2 separate regions of the Homo sapiens genome follow, and region 2 is linked to region 1. Evidence: read pairs that join two places in POLR2A ChIA-PET (ENCODE). Cell type or tissue: A673. All regions are shown on one strand. Each heading gives the region's core, and the rest is flanking DNA. Links, peaks and the distances in the headings are about the cores only.

Evidence for each region. Peaks named below come from ENCODE experiments on the same cell type or tissue, not always from the same donor. Only the 100,000 strongest peaks of a DNase experiment are listed, where the experiment ranks them.
Region 2: POLR2A ChIA-PET joins it to region 1 with 12 read pairs; 2 of 35 experiments call an interaction of 5 or more read pairs at or near these places.

The regions. Positions count from the first base shown.
Region 1 is chr17:50,929,310-50,933,664 of GRCh38, forward strand. No RefSeq gene overlaps it. Among named protein-coding and RNA genes, the nearest start is that of TOB1-AS1, 65 kb to the left of the region's middle. RefSeq lists silencers at 1,796-1,995, 2,216-2,545. In A673, for the core only: no CTCF peak of the experiment used is centred there; DNase peaks (open chromatin) are centred at 1,862 and 2,142; H3K4me3 peaks cover 593 bases.
Region 2 is chr17:51,160,290-51,164,643 of GRCh38, forward strand. NME1-NME2 (NME1-NME2 readthrough) reads left to right here. Exons shown (of 9, transcript NR_037149.2): 5 at 871-983. It overlaps NME1 (NME/NM23 nucleoside diphosphate kinase 1), which reads left to right. Exons shown (of 5, transcript NM_000269.3): 4 at 871-983; 5 at 1,439-1,879. The coding sequence ends at 1,556. Among named protein-coding and RNA genes, the nearest start is that of NME2, 3.9 kb to the right of the region's middle. In A673, for the core only: no CTCF peak of the experiment used is centred there; no DNase peak of the experiment used is centred there.

The DNA.
Region 1 (4,355 bases), core at 1-4,000:
AAGCCAGAAGGAAGATGCACAGGCTTATCTAATCTAACCTTGAAAATCAGGCAGTATTGCTTCCACCACGTTCTATGTGTTACAAGTGAGTGGCTAAGGTCAGCCCAGATTCGAGGCAAGGGGACAGAAGCCCTGCCTTTCGATGGGAAGAGTGTTAAAAAAATTTACAGACATGCTTCAAAACCACCAGAACCCTCAACACATGTTTGTTGCATGGATGGTTGAAGAGATGGATGCCAAGTTGCTTCCCACCTATCCCTATCCTGCCCCATGAATACCTAGTTCTGCTTTTTTTTTTTTTTTTTTGAGACGGAGTCTCGCTCTGTTGCCCAGGCTGGAGTGCAGTGGTGCCTTCTTGGCTCACTGCAACTTCCACCTCCCGGGCTCAAGACGAGGTCTCATTATATTGCCTAGGCTGGTCTGGAACTCCTGGGCTCAAGCAATTCTCCCACCTTGGCCTACCAAAGTGCTGCGATTACAGACGTGAGCCACTGCATCCGGCCAATATTTAGTTCTTTTCTTCCTGCCTCTTTCTCCTGCACCACCGTGACTCCAGCACATTTGAGGGTTGGCAGAGTGGCCTGGTGGTAGAAGAACACAGGCTAGCAACCTATAGCTTCTGCCTCCATGTGCCTGCTGCCAGCTGGTGTGAGATGCTAAGACAAGTCCCTCTCCTGTCCTAGGCTTCAGTTTCCCTACCCAGATAATGAAGTGCTGGGCCAGATATTCTCTAAGATCCTCCCCACCTCCCACCTTCTGCTCTAACTTTAGGCATCTCTATAATTCCTACTTGCTTTCTGAAAAGGCAGCTGGAAGCCCAGGCCAGCTCCATGCTGCAAAGCTGCCCCCAGCCATCATGTCTTTGGGAGTTCGCATCTTAATGACACAAGCACACACAGTACACTGTGGTGTGAGAAACTCAAATACTACAGAAGTATGCAGAGTAAAACGTGAAATTCCCCACGACCTTCCTTTACGCCCTGCCTCCCTCCGAAGGGGACTGCCTCCATAGTTCAGCGATTGCCCCAGCAGCCTTTTATACACCTACTGTCCGGCAACGTGCAGCTTTCTCAGAAGGAGAAAGCTTTGCTGGGGATATGTGGTTCGTTTTATCTTTTAACAAATAAAATCATACTGTTCATATTTCTGCAACTTTCTCTTTTTCATGTAATTCTATGTCTAGGACATCATCTTTCCACCACGTCCCCCAGCCTTTTCTTTTTCTTTTTCTTTTTTTTTTTTTGAGATGGAGTCTCACTCTGTCCCCAGGCTGGAGTGAAGTGGCACAATCACGGCTCACTGCAACCTCTGCCTCCCGGGTTCAAGCGATTCTCCTGCCTCAGCCTCCAGAGTAGCTGCGATTACAGGCATTCGCCACCACGCCTGGCTGATTTTTGTATTTTTAGTAGAGACGGGGTTTCGCCATATTGGCCAGGCTGGTCTCGAACTCCTGAGCTCAGGTGATCTGCCTGCCTTGGCCTCCCAAAGTGCTGGGATTACAGGCGTGAGCCACCGCTCCCAGCCTTTTAAAAAAGATGCTCTATAATTTGAGATGGTATGGTTGCTGCAAAGTTTATGAGACTATTCTCCACATTGTCAAATATTTTGGTAACTTCCAATTTTAGTTATTTTATACAATCTTGCAAAGGGCCGTGTTCAGCGCTCCACGGAATTGCAGGGCTGGGGGACACTCCATTCCTGCGTCCTAGAGAGCCTCTTTCAAGCAAGCTCTTTCAAGCAAGCAAGGAGTGCAAATCCTCCTGCCTGCAAATTGCGGGCTGTGAGGCCTGAGCCAACGCACTGGAGCTCTCTGAGAACGGCTGTGACGAGCCGAGCTAACAATAGCCCTGCTTAGCAGCCCCGCGGCGGCTGACTTGGTGAGGCCCGCAGGCCCGCCTCAGCCCGCCCTCCCTCCGCCGTCCGGGCAGGAGGTGCAGGGGCAGCAGGGCCCGCCTGGCTCGCTGCGGCCGCTTATCAGAGCCGGCTGTGGCGCCGGTTACGTAACCGGGCGGCTAATGCTGTTTTACTTGTCGATGAAACCCAAATTAAAAGAGGAAATTATTGTCCTGATGCTCAACTCGCCTAATCCCCATCTGTCTCCTCTCTGGTCCCCCGCGCTGCCGAGCGCTCGCATCTAAAGGTCTTGAACGCGTTCCAGGTTTCTAATTTCGTTTGCTTATGCAACCAAAAATATTATGGCCGCGTTTCCTGGGGGTGATGAAGTCTATATTCTGGGCTACAGGCACACTAAAAACGGCAGCGCCAGGGCCCAGCGCCGCTCGCGCGTGCACCACGCGCCGGCTTTTTTTGGTTCCTCCGAGGCGCGGGCAGCTCTGCAGCCGCGGGGGCCGCAGGAGGTGGGGGCTGGACCCGCCCGGAGCTCGGGAGGGCCCGGGATGGCCCCGGGGAGCGCAGGTCCCGGCAGGGGCCGAGCGAACAAGGGCCGGCCTGGGGCGCCCAGAGACGCGGGGGACCGTTCTGGTCGCAGCTGCCTGGGTGACCTCTTGGAACCTCAGCTTCCTCCTTGTTTTTTTTCTGATTCTGACTCTGATTCCTGTGTGCTGAATCCAGGCTGTAGTGAGCTGTGATCACACCACTACATTCCAGCCTGGGTGGCAAAAGGAAGATGAGAGAGAGACAGAGAGAGAGAGAGAGAGAGAGAGAGAGAGAGAGAGAAGAGAGAGAAATAAGGGAGACATCAACACCCTGGAATATTGTGTAGATGAGTTTTAAAAAAAAAACAAGGTAGATCAAGATGTATTAACATGTATCAGATTGTTAAATTTCTTTAAGAAATAAAGTCATTGAAAAATAGAAAAATACAGAATATGGTTCAACTTGAGTTTTTAAAAATCCATGGGCTGGTGAGAAGCAAAACAGACTTCAGTGTTTTTACCCCACTTCTGTATTGTCTGAATCATCTGAAGAGACGCTGTTCATGTATTTCTTGCATAATTTTAAGTATCTGATTTTAATGGTATGAGGGACGGGATAGCAGGGGCCTTCCTGACCCTGTAATTCTCTGGAAGCAGTGGTCAGATCAGGAGTGGGACTGGCTGCAAGGCTTCTGCCCCCGATCCCCGACCCCAGGCTGGGGCTTCAGGATGCCCGACCACAGTGTTCTGAGGGCCTCTGACCATCAGGAGGCCACTGGAAGTCTTAGGGCTGAGGGAGGCATGGGTACTGGGCCTGGGAGGGCAGACGCTGAGGGCAGAGCAAGGGCCCTGGAGTCAGAACCCAGGCTTCTAGTCCCTGGAGCATTGGCTCAAATGGCAGAGTCTCCCTTGTTCCTGCGGCCACTCTGGGTCTTGAGACTGGTGGCATCCTCTGCCCTGACAGCCAGGCCAGGACCAGTGCGAGGAGGAGCCAATGGACCCTGGCTGGCTCCGAGGCTGCGGGGCTGGGTGTGAGGCCTCACCTTAGCCAGTTCTGGAGATGTGCCCCTTGACGTGGCTTCTCTGGGCGAGGCCAGGCTCCCTGTGGGCCCCAGATGCAGAGAGCCAGGATTGATTCTCAAGCCACGAGGTACCCCCCATCCCTGAGATAGGCCCAGCCTATGTGCGTGGCCCTCATCAGCCAGACACTTGGAAATATCCGCACAGTTGCTGGAGAAGCAGAGAAGAGGCCGCTTGAACACAGGGAGCCATCTCCCACAGCACACCACAGACTTCCCCGGGTGCGCGCCGAGGAGCACGGATTCTGACAAGGCGTTATACCTTCAAATCAGGTTCTAATAGCCAAGAATTGCAGGAACCCCTGTGATGAACTAACTTAAGCAGGTTTCTTTACTTTAGGACTTCTCAGGACCTTTCCTATGCTGGGGTACATGATGAGTCTCCATGAAGGTGTAATGAGTGCAACTTTTACTAGAAACCCACGGACTCAGGAGCCCTTTCCTTCCAGAGCATCTCACAGGGCTAGAGGGCTCCAAAAACACTGAGCCAATGAAGGTGGGAAACAAGCACTGAGGGTGCAGGACCATCGCAGACAGAGTTTGGGAAAACTTAAGAGGAGGATGAGGCCTGGTGCAGTGGCTCACACCTGTAATCCCAGCACTTTGGGAAGCCGAGGCGGGTGGATCACGAGGTCAGAAGTTCGAGACCAGCATGGCCAACATGGTGAAATCCCATCTCTACTAAAAATACAAAAATTAGCTGGACGTGGTGGTGGGTGCCTGTAATCCCAGCTACTCAGGAGGCTGAGGCAGGAGAATCGCTTGAATCCGGGAGGTGGAGGTTGCAGTGAGCCAAGATTGCACAACTGCACTCCAGCCTGGGTGACACAGCAAGACTCTATCTTGGAAAAAAAAAAAAGAGGAGGATGAGTAAGCACTGTCCTGCATCACTCAACAAGGG
Region 2 (4,354 bases), core at 355-4,354, 230 kb after region 1:
AAGAACGCAATTTTTAAGCTGTGATCTGAATGACAAGAAGCAGCGATCTGAATGACAAGAAGCAGCCAGCCATGTACAGAATCACAGTGAAAAACATTTCCAGCCAAGCAAACAGCATGTGCAAAGGTCCCAGGGTGGGAATGAGCTTGGCTTTTTGAAGTACGGGAGGAGAGTTGAAATGCCCGAAGCCTGATGGGTGGGAGGGAAGTTGGGAGGTGAAGAGTTCAGAGGCATGGGCAGGGGCCTTCTCTCTTAGGGGTGTGTTGACCATATACTTCCTGAGTGCTGGGAAGCTATGGGACACTTCACACTTGGCATTTCTTTTTTTTTTTTTTTTTGAGACGGAGTCTTGCTCTGTTGCCCAGGCTGGAGTGCAGTGGTGCCATCTCGTCTCACCGCAAGCTCCACCTCCCGGGTTCACGCCATTCTCCTGCCTTAGCCTCCTGAGTAGCTGGGACTACAGGCGCCCGCCACCACGCCCAGCTAATCTTTTCGTATTTTTAGTAGAGACAGGGTTTCACCATGTTAGCCAGGATGGTCTCGATCTCCTGACCTCGTGATCCACTCCCCTCAGCCTCCCAAAGGGCTGGGATTACAGGCGTGAGCCACTGCGCCCTGCCCACACTTGGCATTTTAAGGAGGCTGCTCTGGTTGCTGTATGGAGAATACATTGTAGAAAGGCAAGCATGAGGGCAGGGAGATCAGGATCCTCAGTGCTGGAATAAGTGGATATACTCTATAAACATTTGTTCAGTGAATGAATATAATCTTAAGGGGCCTTTTTATTTTTCCTTTTTTGAATTAATAGTTGCCAGATTTTCTGCTGTGATTGGTTTTCTTCTTTGACCATATCTTCTTCTGTCCTTGGAGGTCTGGGAGGGGCTGAATGTGGTGAAGACGGGCCGAGTCATGCTCGGGGAGACCAACCCTGCAGACTCCAAGCCTGGGACCATCCGTGGAGACTTCTGCATACAAGTTGGCAGGTGAGATTTTGGTATTTTTCCCCCTTTTCCAAAATCTGATTTAGTTGCCACAAGGATTTGGGTTTCCGAGGCTGGAGGTAGACATGATACCATATGCAGGTTGATTTTATCGGAGTTTATTGTTTTCCTCCCTCTTAAGTTGGCGTTTGGCTTTGGTTGTTAACATCACTTAGTCGTACCTCTGTTACACGAAGTGTAGAACCTGGTACAACACACTTTGCTGGCCAGTCTTTCCTGAAGGCTCTCACTGTTTGCACCAGCGTGGCCGGGAGGGCTGGATGTGGGGAGGGCATTTTTCAGCCTTAAGTGAATGGCCATTGTAGGCTTTTTCTTTTAACATGGTCTAATGTCCATGGAGCTTCAGCTTTTATGCTGCTGTGGCTGTAGATTTCTGGCAATGGGCGCATTTTAATCCTTCTGGTCTTGGTCATGTGACTATCTCTTTCTCCACCCAGGAACATTATACATGGCAGTGATTCTGTGGAGAGTGCAGAGAAGGAGATCGGCTTGTGGTTTCACCCTGAGGAACTGGTAGATTACACGAGCTGTGCTCAGAACTGGATCTATGAATGACAGGAGGGCAGACCACATTGCTTTTCACATCCATTTCCCCTCCTTCCCATGGGCAGAGGACCAGGCTGTAGGAAATCTAGTTATTTACAGGAACTTCATCATAATTTGGAGGGAAGCTCTTGGAGCTGTGAGTTCTCCCTGTACAGTGTTACCATCCCCGACCATCTGATTAAAATGCTTCCTCCCAGCATAGGATTCATTGAGTTGGTTACTTCATATTGTTGCATTGCTTTTTTTTCCTTCTTTTCATGTACACTGAATAACCTGACCTAATAGAGAGTGTAAATACTATAAAAATGATTTATTTTGAGGTCTCACATACACACAGGCATTCTTTGCCTGCCCTTCTTAACCCCCGCATCCCTTCCACTCTTGGCACTGAGCTATTCAACAGGCATCTATGGAGCATGTGCTACGTGGCCAAGACTGGACTAGGTGCAGAGGATTCATCAGAAATGAAAGAAAACATGAGGGCTGGGTGTGCTGGCTTGTGCTTGTGATACCAGCTACTTGGGAGGCTGAGATGGGAGACCAGCCTGGGTAACATAGCAAGACCCTGTCTCACTAAAAAAAAAAAAAGAAAAATTAGGCTGGGTACGATGGCTCATGCCTTTAATCCCAGCTATTCAGGAGGCTGAGGAGGAGAATCGCTAGAGGCCAGAAGTTCAAGTCCAGGGTGGGCAACATAGCAAGACGCTGTCTTTACAAAAAAAAAAAAAAAAAATTAGCTCTGGTGCTGTGCACCTCTAGTCCTAGCTATTGGGAAGGCATAGGCAGGAGGATTGTGCCCAGGAGTCCAAGGCTGCAGTGAACCATGATCATGCTACTGTCCTTCAGCCTGGGTGACAGAGTGAGACATCTCTTAAATAAAAACATATCCATCCTGTTCTTGAGAAGCTCTTGGGGATTCAGTGAATGGGGGAGTGTGGGAAGTTGTAATTCCTCCAAAAATCAGAAAAGCTAGGTAGATAGTAAGCCTGAGTCCCTGGGATGGCCTCAAATGAAGCAGGAGGTCTTGTAAGTAGCTTTGATTTGTTAGGTATTGATTTGGTTGCTTTAATGGAGACAAGATAGAAATGTACTTCTCTTTCATTTGAAAGTTCAAGTGTGGTCAGTTGCAGTGGCTCATGCCTATAATCCCAGCACTTTGGGAGGCCAAGGCAAGAGGATTGCTTGAGCCCAGGAGTTTGAGACCAGCCTGGGGAACAGAGTGAGACCTCATCTCTGCCAAACATTAAAAATTAGTCGGGTGTGGTGGCACATTCCTGTAGTCCTAGCTACTCAGGAGGCTGAGGTAGGAGGATTGCTTGAGCCCCGGAGGTTGGAGCAGTGAGCTGTGATCCCGCCTCTGCACTTCAGCCCGGGTGACAGAGTGAGACCTGTCTTCAAAAAAGAAAAAGCCCTAGCTGCTCAGTAGGGGTGGTGATAGTGGTAAGGCTCTGATCTTTAAGGTGGTCTACACACACCTGGTTCCTTCTAATCAGTCCTACTTGGATTACCACCCCATGTCCCTTCCTGCAAGTTGGGAAGGAAAGTGGAAGAAGTAACCCTTTTAAAGACACAACTCTGAATTACAACCTTCACTTCCTCTCACATCCCACTGGCTAGAACTTAGTCATATGGCTGCATCTAGCTGAAAGAGAAATTAGAATTTTTTTTTTTGCTTTTGAGATAGGGTCTTGCTCTGTCGCCTAGGATGGAGTGCAGTGGTGTGATGACAGCAGCTCACTGCAGCCTCGACCTCTCTGGGCCCAAGTGATCTCCTATCTTAGCCTCCTGAGTAACTGGGGCTACAGGCACGTGCCACCACGCCCAACTAATTTTTGTATTTTCTGTAGAGATGGGGTTTCATCATGTTTCCCAGGCTGGTCTCCAACTGCTGGGCTCAAGCGATCTGCCTGCCTGGGCCTCCCAAAGTGCTGAGATTATAGGCGTGAGCCACTGCGCCCACCCTGAGGGTTTTTCTTTTTTCTTTTTCCTTTTTTTTTTGAGACAAAGTCTCGCTCTTGTCGCCCAGGCTGGAGTATAATGGTGCGATCTCGGCTAACTGCAACCTCCGCCTCCCGGGTTCAAGCGATTCTCCTGTCTCAGCCTCCTGAGTAGCTGGGATTACAGGTGTGTGCCACCACTCCCGGCTATTTTTTGTATTTTTAGTAGAGACAGGTTTTCACCATGTTGGCCAGGCTGGTCTCGAACTTCTCACCTCAGATGATCCACCTGCCTCAGGCTCCCAAAGTGCTGGGATTACAGGTGTGAGCCACTGCGACTGGCCACCTGAGGGTTTTTCTTATCTTTCCTTTTCATCTGGCTTCGGTAGAGGCAATAGAGGGGAAGAGACTTCTCAGGATGGGGGAGAAGAGGGTAGTTGGGGTGGGCTGCCTTTACAGACAGATGATGGCGAGATGAATTTTTTTTTTTAATTTAGTTTTTTTTTTTTTTTTTTTTTTTGAGACAGAGTCTTGCTCTGTCACCCAGGCGGGAATGCAGTGGTGCAATCTCGGCTCACTGCAAGCTCTGCCTCCCGGGTTCACGCCATTCTCCTGCCTCAGCCTCCTGAGTAGCTGGGACTACAGGTGCCCGCCACCATGCCCAGCTAATTTTTTTGTATTTTTAGTAGACATTGGGTTTCACTGTGTTAGCCAGGATGGTCTCGATCTCCTGACCTCGTGATCTGCCTGCCTTGGCCTCCCAAAGTGCTGGGATTACAGGTGTGAGCCACCGCACCTGGCCCCCTTTTTTTTTTTTTTTAATTTTTGAGATGGAATCTCAATCTGTTGCCCAGGCTGGAGTGCAGTGGC